3 separate regions of the Homo sapiens genome follow, and all the other regions are linked to region 2. A link is a contact called in ENCODE Hi-C or POLR2A ChIA-PET data. All regions are on one chromosome and are shown on one strand. The core of a region is the stretch at or near the end of the contact, and the rest is flanking DNA. Distances in the headings are between cores, read along the strand shown. Region 1 overlaps ADGRB2 (adhesion G protein-coupled receptor B2). Region 2 holds the start of TXLNA (taxilin alpha). Region 3 holds the start of COL16A1 (collagen type XVI alpha 1 chain).

What was found. A loop is a pair of places that touch in the nucleus more often than their neighbours do. ChIA-PET counts read pairs that join two places held with the same protein, here RNA polymerase II (POLR2A). Pooled maps may share reads with other maps.
Region 1: a loop to region 2 is called in a pooled map, with 3 times the contacts of the local background. The contact joins the enhancer-like site here to the promoter of TXLNA in region 2. A Hi-C loop is called at or near these places in 1 of 50 pooled maps. POLR2A ChIA-PET finds 5 or more read pairs at or near these places in 3 of 52 experiments (BJ, CD4-positive, alpha-beta T cell and WTC11).
Region 3: a pooled map shows a loop between it and region 2 (2.1-fold over the local background). The contact joins the promoter of COL16A1 here to the promoter of TXLNA in region 2. A Hi-C loop is called at or near these places in 4 of 50 pooled maps. POLR2A ChIA-PET finds 5 or more read pairs at or near these places in 3 of 52 experiments (HEK293T, MCF 10A and PC-9).

What each region holds. Positions count from the first base shown.
Region 1 is chr1:31,743,274-31,746,984 of GRCh38, reverse strand. ADGRB2 (adhesion G protein-coupled receptor B2) reads left to right here. Exons shown (of 33, transcript NM_001364857.2): 5 at 2,254-2,337; 6 at 2,628-2,792. Among named protein-coding and RNA genes, the nearest start is that of MIR4254, 14 kb to the left of the region's middle. RefSeq lists an enhancer at 2,167-2,216. Within about 2 kb of position 2,309, at least 3 of the 41 ENCODE cell types and tissues checked have a DNase peak (open chromatin) inside an H3K27ac peak, as active enhancers do.
Region 2 is chr1:32,178,266-32,181,663 of GRCh38, reverse strand. It overlaps TXLNA (taxilin alpha), which reads right to left and starts at 1,989. Exons shown (of 11, transcript NM_175852.4): 1 at 1,888-1,989; 2 at 1,150-1,350; 3 at 87-422. The coding sequence starts at 1,318. RefSeq lists enhancers at 986-1,035, 1,046-1,205, 1,326-1,405, 1,293-2,051, 2,052-2,811 and silencers at 1,606-1,785, 1,926-2,115.
Region 3 is chr1:31,702,144-31,705,746 of GRCh38, reverse strand. It overlaps COL16A1 (collagen type XVI alpha 1 chain), which reads left to right and starts at 1,730. Exons shown (of 71, transcript NM_001856.4): 1 at 1,730-1,910; 2 at 3,520-3,603. The coding sequence starts at 3,554. RefSeq lists a silencer at 260-309.

The DNA.
Region 1 (3,711 bases), core at 1,060-3,559, 430 kb after region 2:
GCCAGGAAGTGAGTGTCAGGTGAAAAACCAGAGTGCTGGCTGCAGAGCAGTCACTGACGGAGGAGGGAAACAGAGGGTCAGAGGAGGGCCTCTCCGAGAGCGAAGGAGGCCTGGATCTGTTCCTGGGCTGCCGCAAGGGGAGAATGCTGACAGGGTGCCGATGAGAAGGGATAATGGGTGGAGCCCTCCTGAGAAGGCTGGAGGAGGGGGATGCAGGCCCAGGCCACGGGGCTGGCCTTTGTGGGGAGAAGGGCTGCAGGGAAGTTGGTAGTTGGAGAGGCTGGGCAAGAAGCTGGGGGCTCCCGATGTTGAGGTCATCGCTGAGAGAGTGGGCAGAGATGAGCTTGAGGAGAGAGGACAAGGTGCAGTATGGCCACAGCGGGGAATGAGGAAGGAACAGAGCCAAGAAGGGCCACTGAGAAGTCCCGGGCGCCCAGCGGATGTGGAGCCCCTGAAGCTGTCATGGTGCCAGTTGGCACAGCCATAGATTTCTTCAGCAGCCTGGGGGTGGGCGTGGAGAGGGTAGCTTGTCACAAGGCTCCAGGGCTGGGGGAGGGGATCGAGGAGCTGGCACGCCTGGCCCTGCCACCTCCTCTGTGGTCCCAAGAGAGGCAGGGGCCAAGTGGAACTGCAGATGCTATTCAGAGGGAGTAGGCTCGGGTGGCACATGAGGGGCTGGAAGGGGTGGAGGCTGTGAAGAGAAGGGAGATGATAAAAATAAACGAGAATGACTGTCTTCTGAGCACTTGCCGTGTGCCAAGCAGGGTGCTGAGGGTTTCAAGGCCCTCCTGGCAGGGGGTCCTCACGTGAGTCCTGGGGGCGGAGTATAATGAATGTTGTTCTCCAGAGGATAAAGCAGGGTCAGAGAGGTGAAGAGACATGCCCGAGGCCACACAGCTGGTCAATGTCCACACCCCATTTGGGATCCAGGGTTAATTCACTCCAAAGCTCTTCTGGGAGTCCAGGTTTCAGAGATGGAGAAATTTCAGGGATCATGTGGATCAGGCCCTGGGGCTGGTGACTGACGTGGAGGGAAAGGCCCCAGAGTGGATGAGACCAGAGGCTGGGCTGGGTGGCAGTTCTGAGCCCCCAGCAGCAGATTTGCTCAGGGTGGCTGCTCCTCATGCTTGGTGAGAAAGAGCTTCCTCTCAGCTGCAGAGCCCGGGCTGGGCAGCAGGGGGCAGGAAGAGGCAGCCCTGGTGGGTCCCTTCACACTCAGCGTGCCTGTCCAGTACTGCTGGCTTTTAGAGATAGGAAGGAGCCTGGAGGTGGGGGAGAGGAGCACCTAATAGTCTGGGGATAGCATGGGGTGAGCCCATCCTCAAAGGCTCTTCCAGTCCCACCTGCTCATGCAGAGGCTGCTGGGCCTTTCCCTTCTGTGCCCATGTCTGCCCCTCCCTGACACCCCATTGTGGGAGAGGGCCCTGATGAGCTCATGTCTGTGCAGGAGGGCCAGGCTTTGGAGAATGGAAGCCACCAGGGCTGGTAGTGCTTCCAAGGCCTAGCCCAGACACATAAATCAGGGCAGCTGAGAGCCTGGTGGGGCCAGGGTCAAGGTAGCCTGGCCTCCTCGAGCACCTGCTGTTCTCCTGGCCTCAGGGCCAGCAGGAGAAAGGTCTGTTGGATGTGGGCACTTGTCCTAGGCCCCTTGGGTCTCAGAGGAGTGGCATTCTGACCTGTGCCTCCAGGTCACAGTCCAGTGCTGCTTGGGGAGCATGAACTGTATCTCAGAGATAGGCTCGGGGCCAGGGTTGCAGCAGCTCAGCTTGGATGTTTTTTCAGCCCCTAGGAGTCAGTACAATGGAGGAGCAAATGCAGCTGTGTGCTCTTGGACAAGGCACTTCCCCTGTCTAGCCCTCAGTTTCCTCATCTGTAAACAGAGATGATGGTTCTTCTTTCCAGTGAGAGGACTAAAGGAGAGGGTTATGGGCCGCACTTGGCACAGAAGCATTCCCAGAGCTCTTTCATATGGGCAGCCATGCCCCTTAAATCTCCCCCACATCTGGCTGAGGCAAGAGGTGGAAAAGATGACTGTGAGGTCAGGGCCTAGTCCTGTGTAGCCTTCTGAACCTCAGTTTCCTTGTCTGTGAAATAGTGGTGGTGGGGCAGAGGGCAGAATGTGATCCTGAGAGAGCATCATGCAGTTGGTTCCAGGCCCTCAGGCGGAGGGCAAGGAAGGCTGCCTTCACTGTGCCACTGTAACAGAACCTAGCTGGCCTTTGCTGAGCCCCTGCCACCACCTCCGTGTTCCAGGTGAGGAGCCGGAAGAGGAACCGAAAGTGAAAACCCAGTGGCCGAGGTCTGCAGATGAGCCTGGGCTATACATGGCGCAGACAGGTAACTCGGGCCCGCCTCCCTTCCTCTGCGGCGGGGGCCCGACTGTGTGCGTCTGGTGGTGTGTGTGCTTGGTGTGTGCCTGTCTGTCTCTGTCCTGCAGTTCAGTCGCGTCTGTGCCACATGAAGCTTGTGGGAAGGGCTGGGTGGCCTCCTGAAGAGCCTGTTACTTGGGGTCAGGGTAGGAGGAGCCCTCTGATGCCTGCCCCCACCTTACTGCCACTCCCCCTATCCCTATGAGACTGAGTGCTTGGGAGGTGCCCCCTGCCGCCGACGCTGTCCCTCTCTCGTAGGCGACCCGGCGGCTGAGGAGTGGTCCCCGTGGAGCGTGTGTTCCCTGACGTGTGGGCAGGGTCTGCAGGTGCGGACCCGCTCCTGTGTGTCCTCCCCCTATGGGACCCTGTGCAGCGGGCCCCTGCGGGAGACCAGGCCCTGCAACAATTCAGCCACCTGCCCAGGTAGGCCCATCCTCCTCCCCACCCCACCTGCCTGCAGGGTTAGGTCCTGCCTGGGACTTGGGCAGATTAATCTCCAAAATGGTTGGTTGCCTCCTCCTTTCATTCAACAAATGTGGCTGTTCCCCACACCATGCCCAACTCTGCGTACCATGCCAGCCCGGTGCAGGGCACTGGGGGCACAGATGGATCAGACCAGGGCCCATGCTACTGGGCCCGGTTCTGGGCACATCATTCCCCCAGTGCCTGCATCCTGGTAACCAAGGCTCGTGTTTTTACCCACTCCGCTCTGGCCATATCAGTAGCTTGCGCACTTTCCCACCTCCCTGCATTTGCTGATTCTTGTCCTATCCTTTCTCCCTGACCTTGGCTATTCAAATTCAGCCTGTCTTTCAAGATCTAAGACAAACGCCACTTCCCTGACCTTCCCCTCCTTCCTTTGGACACCCCCTCTCAAGGGAGCCTCCCCTAAGCCTCCCTCAGTTGAGTGTGTAGTTGTTAAGGAAATGCATGTGCTTGCTTGAGACGGCAAGGGCAGGGTAGCCTCAGCCAGTCCTGCTCCTTGCTCCCTGAGTGGGTGAAGTGAGGCCTAGGCCATGCCAGTGGTGCTGTGGATTTAGAGCAGGGCCTACCTGGGAAGGGCTCTTGGTACCTGGGGGTATGGCAGGAGTTTGCAAAGGCCTGGGGCAAAGCTGTGTTCCAGCGTGTGAGCTCGGTGTGTCGGTGTCCATGTAGAGGTTCATGTTTATTTGTGTGTCTGTGCGCTTGGGGCTGGGAAGGGCGCTTCTCTTGCCCCCGGACTGCTGTGTTGTATTCAGGCTCTGGGTCTAGGGGTGGGTGGGATGGGGAGGGGTGGAATGGCGTGGGTCCTGGGTCCTTTCCTGAATTTTCCTGTGCCCTCAGGAGAGGAGGACCCCTGGTT
Region 2 (3,398 bases), core at 740-3,239:
ATCCTGGCAGAACAGACTGGCCCAGAGAACGTCAAGTCCAAACTCCCTCTCCTCACCAGCTTCACAAAGAGCCGCCCTCTGCTCACCCAAACCCTTGGCTTTTTTCTTCTCCTGTGGCCTTCGATGGTCTCGGTCTCCGACCTCGTCACTCTGCCGGATCTCTTCTGTGTTTGGATCCCCCTTGGAGGGTTCCTTCTCTCCATTGACTACTGGAGTTGGTTCAGGCTCCCCATTCCTTGCCACATAGGTCCGGGACTTCTCTGCATCTTCGGGTTCAGCCGGCTCACCCTGTGCCCCATCCTCGCCGGGGCCCCCCTGGTTATTGTCCACACAGTATGTGCTCAGTATGTCTTCCAGTTGGCGGCTCAGCTCCTCAGAGACATCACGAAGGGCCCCAGACTGAGCCGTTCTGGCTTGAGCCCCTACAGCAGGAGAGGATGAGGGGTAGAGTGAGAAAGAAGACGATTATACCACTGGTTGGGATTTTTCAGGCCCAGCCAAACTCATCAGTTTGAGTTAAATGTTGCCTAACTTTTTTTTTTATGGAAACTGAGAAGCAAGAATGGAGTATCATTCAGCAAATCTAGTTCCTGTCAGAATTTAGATTCGAAACATCTTTTAAATCAAGAAATTATAGTAATCGTTGCCTAACTTCTTTAAGTCTGTTTACTTGTAAAATGACACAACTATTTCTCACTACCACCCGAACATATTTGTTAGATCATAAAAGTATGTAAAGCATCAGCACACAGGGATGGCACGGAGCAACTTCTAGTCCATCTCCTTCCCCCCCACAAAACCATTTCTTGCCATTCAGATCATTCTAGAAATGCCTCAAACAGGAAGGGCAGTTAGCTGCTGGTGGCTGAGGTGTTTCTAACGGGACCTGGATTTCCTGACTGGGTGCCTCGTTTGGCTGCCACCTGACTTAATCCCGTCGGAGCTTCTCTCCAGAACTCTGTTCCTGTGCTTAGAGGGGGCAGCTCCGCCAACTCGCCAGAGCGCAGGGGGGACCGCGGCCCCCAGCACTGTCCTCTCATTCTACATCTCCTCCTCCCGGACAACCTGGCCTCGGCCTGTAAGTCCAGAAGCGAGGCCGACCCCACAGCTCCTCCCCCTGCCCGCTGGCAACGCAGAGCTGGCACACACCCTCCGGCTTCCGAGGAGCCTGGCTGCTGCCGGGACCTTCTGCTTCTACTGCAGGAGCCGCCTGGCTGGGCCGCTCCTGGGCTCCCTCGGGTCCTGCTTCCGGTTGTCCTGGGCTGCTTTTTGGATTGGATTGTTTGGCAGCCCCGTTCTTTTTGTCTTGGTTCTTCATTGTGATGAGCGATGCTGGGTCAGGAGAAGATCCTTTAGAAACAAACACAGTTGCTATTTTCCAGACTTCGAAATTCTTCGCAGCCTGGATCAGAAATCCCCACAGCAGGCGCACAAAGCTTCTTAAAATAAACGGACCGGCAGGCCCGGGCGGAGGGCGCCAACGGCTCTCTGGTCTTGGCGGGTCAGGAGAGCCCGACGTGCCGGGGCAGGCTTTCGGGGCGCAGCTCCCACAGCGGGTGAGGGAAGAGGCCTCTTCTCCCTGGAGCCACTTCCCGGCACAACCGGCCCCCTCGCGGCAGGCCGGGCGCGGGATTGGCTCAGGGCCGGAGACTGACGTGGCGGGACTCCCGGCACCGCCCCCGCCCCTCAGGCCCCACGTGCGCCCCCCGCGCGCGCAGCCACCCACGCCCCGCGCGCCCTCAAGCCGCGAGGCACGCCCGCGCATGCGCATATCCCCAGACAGCCCCCGGCCCACGCGGGGAGTTGGCGTGATTTCCCCACAGGCCGAGAACATCCCGGCCCGCACACTCTCAAATAGTCTCGCCCACCGGCCGCCGCTGCACGTACCTCACCGCCGACGTCCGATGGCTTCCCCACCTCTGGCCTCGCACCGGAAACCCCGAGTAACTGCTGCCGGCCAGCCGCCTGCTCCCGCCTCAGCCAATCAATAGCCGGCGCCGGCGCGGAGCTTGCTGGGAAGGACGAAGCGAGGGCGGCCTCGGAGGCGGGCGCCCCGGCAGGGCGGGGCAGGGAAAAGACTACGCGTCCCTCTTTACGCAGGGGCTAGCCGCAGATCCCAAGGTGCATAAGGGACTGTAGTCCTGGGAGTCCAAAAGGAGCCCGTCATTCTGCACGAGTGCCCATGTCAACCTTGTTTCTATCTCGCAGAAGCTATGCTTCAACTCCCAAAGCCTTGCGCCTGGCTGTTGTTTCCTGCAGGCCTCCATCAAACCTTCCTCCCTGGCCGTGAACAAATGTGACTCCATCCGGGAACTCCGAGGACTCGGGAAGAGGGATAGAGTCCTGGGCTGAGACTCAGGAGACCCATACTCCAGTCCCAACTTCATCACGGATTTGCTGTGTGGCTGGACGTTCTGTTCTCTCTCTGGGCCTCAATGTCCTTCTTCCAAAGGAGGCTTTTAATAACAATAGCAGTTCCTTGAACGCTTACTGTGTGCTTTCCCGCTATCTAATAGCTTGGTTCTCATAACCACTCATAGAAATAACTACTATCTGTTATCCCCATTTTACGGAAAAGGACAGTAAGAGAAAGGTTAGGTAACTTATCCAAGGTCATATCGATAGTGAGTGGTTAAAACAGGGATTCAAAACTGGTAAGTCTGAGACCAGCACCCAGGTAATTACCTGGTCTTTCACCCAGAAGAAACACTACCACAGCAGGTTTCCCTGAGGCAGTCAAGGTAACTTGTGAAAGTAGGTCATATTTTCCCCTCTCCATTACCATTTTGGCAGTCAGTTCCTCAGAAAGGTGCTGAGTTAGGCTTCAGGCATATTCATGAGCCTTTTCTCTACCCCACACTCTACAAAGTCTCACTGGGGTTAAAGTAGAAAAAACCCCCACAGTTCCCTACACATGAGATCACAATTCTGTATCCCCATTGCTTCTGGATAATGAAATCAAACCCAACAATCCTTGTGCCTGGAATTTGAAGCCTAAGAGATTTGACTTTTGCCAAACCCAAAATTTTTTGAGGCCCAGTTCAAAGGTCACTTCAGAGCCTTCCCAGTGCTCTGCAAACCGTACTTGCTCCCTAGGTCTGCAGAGTTGTTACAGCATTAGCAGTGAGGTGTTGAAATTACTATTTACTTATAAGTCAGTTAATTTTGCAAGAACTGTTGGCTAAATAGTCTAGTCCCAGAGCCTCGCATCAGGCTGTGGGTAGAGAAGATTGTAAACTGTTGTGCTAATTGAGCGTTGGTTTAGGGCTGTTAGGATGTTAAATATTTCCCCCAAAGGCTCAGTGAAAGACTTCAGAGCCGTGCATGTTGGATTTCAGATTTTCAGATTGGGGAAGCTCAACCGGTAAAATTTGAGAAAATCCCAAATTGGAAACACT
Region 3 (3,603 bases), core at 481-2,980, 480 kb after region 2:
CTGGCTGGACATGAGTTCTGCTCCACCACTGACTAGCTGTGGGATCCCGGGCAAGTTGTGTTTTTCCTGTGCTGCAGGTTTGGGAATAAAAATGGAATTCTGCCTTAAGGCGTTGTTGTAAAGATCGAAGGAGTTAGCATATGTGAAGTTCTCAGCACAGAGCCTGACCTATATGCGCTTCCCACCTCTCCCGAGTGCCCACTGCTGGGGCAGCACCCTCTGGTAGGGCAGGCGGGGCCTGTGCCCACCCACCCCGCAGGCCAGAGTGCTCAGAAGGCCCCACCCCCTCCGCTTCCCGCCTGCTGAGCTCAGCACTTCCCAGGCCCCACCACTGCCACAGCCACATCTGGGGCCAGCTCCTCACTGGGACCACAGTGGGGCGCCTCTGTGGCGTGGTTGGGGTTTCCGCTGACTCAGCGCCTCTGGGTCTGGAGGCGGGAAATCCCAGGCCTGCCCCTACAACCTCCCCCTACCCCGGGTTAGCCGAGGCCACAGGGCTAGGCGCGTTGCTTCCACAGAGCCCCCAGAGCCCCCCTCAACTGGGGACGCTCAGTTTCTCCCTCTTCAGCCCAGCATCTCATGGCCTCTTGAACCTACTTTGTGGATCCTCAGCCTTGGTGCCAATAAATTTGCTTTCGGTCTACAGCGGGAGGAGACCCTTGGTGGGGATTCCACCTTGGTCAACGGCCCTGCCTCTGGGCAGAACTCGGAACATTACCGGCTCCTTCCTCCTCAGAGCTCCAATCTTTCAGCCCAGCTCAATTCCTCTTGCGTCCTTGGACCGTGAATATAAAGCAGGTCCCTCCCCAGTGCTGGTGTAAAGGCTTGAAATCCAGTCCCGTCCCCTGCCAGGGATCACAGTAATAACGATAATAGCAGCAAATATTTACTGAGCTCCTCTCATGTGCCAGACCGTGTGCTAAGCGCTTACAGCCTTTGGCCCATTTCCTGCTTACAGCAAAGGTCTATGAGGCATATACTCTCACGATCCCATCTTCCAGATGAGAAAACGGAGTATGGTTACACAGCACATTTGGAACCGCAAAGCCAGAGCAGGGGCCAGGGATTTGAGCCCTTCCAACCTCATGGAGTAAGGAGGAATAAGGGGACTCCCTCAGTCTCACTTCTCTGGGAGTCAGGCCAGAGCAGAGGGGGTTAATTTAGCACGGAGGAGGGAGGGGGTTCCCACCCTCCTCCTCCCAGTACAGACAGACCTAGGGACAGACTGACTGGGAATGTTAGGCAGAGGAATTGGAAAAAGCTGACCACCGAGGCTTGGGCGGCAGCCACATCATGGGTGCCACGCACTTGGGAGGAGGGTCTCTACCCTGCTCCCTCCACCCCTGTCCCCTCCCCGCCCCCCCACCCCGCAGCCTTCTGGGGGCCCAGCCAGGGACATGGAAAGGGGGAGCTCTTCAAACTCCAGGCCTGACTCTTAAAGGGCCCGCAGGAGCCCCCTTCCAGGGCAGCTCTGGGCACGTAGGGTCCCGCCTAGCTCGAGGATCGCTCACCTGGCGGTGAGGCAGGAGGGGCGGGCCTGGGAGCTCGGCCAGACCCGGGGCGGGGCTGTGCACCCCGCAGTCTAGCCGCCTCTGGTGCCGCTGGAGCCCCCTCTAGGCCCTCCTCCTCCTCCTCCCTGGCGGGCCGGTCCAGCTGTGTTCCATTAGTGTCCCTGGCAGGCCCCCAGCCCCCTGGAACCGCCTCTCTTCCCCCACCCGGAGTGGCCGGCAGTCCCCGGCAGGCGTGCGCCGGGCAGCAGACAGCCGGGAGAGCTCGAGCGCCAGGAAGCTGGGGACCCGTGACCGTCACGGAGAGATAGAGAACCCCTAGCGGACCTGAGGAACCTGGGCTCTGCTTCCTCCGCCTGCTGCCTGGACTGCTCAGTGAGGTGGGGGGATCCCCGGCCACCGGTAAGTAGGGATACAGTGGGCGGCCTCAGGGCTCTGGGCTGAGAGGCCCTTTCTGCCAGACTTGCTGTGTGACCTGAGGAAAGTGGCATTCCCTCTCTGGGCCTTGGTCGTCTTCTCTAGAGCGAGATGAGCTCTAAACTCCATCCTGGTTCTGACTCCCTGCGCCCAAATCTATGCCTCTGTGTTGGGGTGAGCCGTCTCCTTGGAAGCTTCTCTGGCTCTGTCCTTGCAGCCCTGCACTCTGGCTGGAGCCTGAGGAGTGGCGACCAGAGACTAGGAGCCGGAAGGGGACAGGATCACATCCATCCTCACGCCTCCACATGCACCCACATGGCGCCACAGCTGGCAGCCCTTCTATTGGCTGGCAGGAGGAAGACCAGGATAGGGTTTGAGAGCTGGGATGTGTATATCACTAGGATGGGGGATGAATAGGCAGGCTGGGGGCACAGTTCTGTCCCAGGGAGAAGGGGGCTGGAGTCCTATCTCCAAATATATTGGGGTAAGGGGTCCTTTCTGTTTTCATTTCCTATCCATGATTGAGGGAAGGAAAATTGGATTTCATTAGAGTTGGAAGGAATGCAGTCAGACTTGCATTAGAACTTCCCAACAGGAAGACCTACAGGAGGAGTGGTCATAGGCTGGCTGTGCGCATGTGGGTATATGCAAGCTGGTGTGTCTGGGTATATCAGCGAGCATATGTTTCCGTGAGCATGCCTGTGTGCAGATAGCTTTGTATGCACACTGGTACCACATATGTGTCCTTATGTACATGTACCTGCGCATCTGCATGTGCTGTGCTGACACATGCATGGCTCTGTGTTTGTGCACGTGAGCTGCCTGTCCTGGGGGAGGCCAGACGATGTATGGCTCTGCTGGCCACTTGCTGAGCCTGCATCGATTTATCTGGGCCCATCCATCAGGGTTTAATAAAACTAAAAGACAAGCATCCATCAGCTGGGGGCGGGGGTGGCTGGCAATGAGGTCCTGAGCCCTAGAGACCTGCTCTCCTGCCCACTATACCTATGGGGAAAGCTTCCTTGGCCCCCACACAGCCCTATGGAAGGCTGTGGCCCACAATCTCAGCCCAGTCACCAGCCCCTGACCCTGTGGGTGCCTGGGAGGGCTTCCTGGGCTGAGCTGGGTGCGCTAGTAAGGTATCAGGCTGGTATATATACCAGGACAGTGCACAAGATGCTAGACTTGAAATACTTCCACGTGTCTTGAAGAATAGCCTCTTCTTTAAGCCCTCATCACTATTCCAACTTCTCTGGCCTTCTAAGACCTTCTAGACCTCTCCCAATCCAGCAAGTATCCACTGGCACAGCCAGATGCTGCCTGGACACTATTTCAGTGCAGTAGGCAGCTTTCTGCTTTGCCTGAAAGCTGGTATCCGTGCCATACCGGTGGTTAAATATTTTGAATATCGCCTCTGCTCAAATCCTAGCCCAAGGGCTGTGGTTGGGCCTCTGAGAGAGACTGATGCCTGGCCAGACCTCCTGCCACCCCAATACCAGTGCCTGGGCCCCACAGGCTGTCCACGACTTGCCCACGTGTGGAGTTGTGCTGTGTGAACTCAGAAATCCGCCTTCCCGGTCTCTGTGGTTTTCAGGTGCTGTGGCTGTAGCTGACCTCTTTGGACCGGGATGTGGGTATCCTGGGCTCCTGGCCTGTGGCTGCTCGGTCTTTGGGCTAC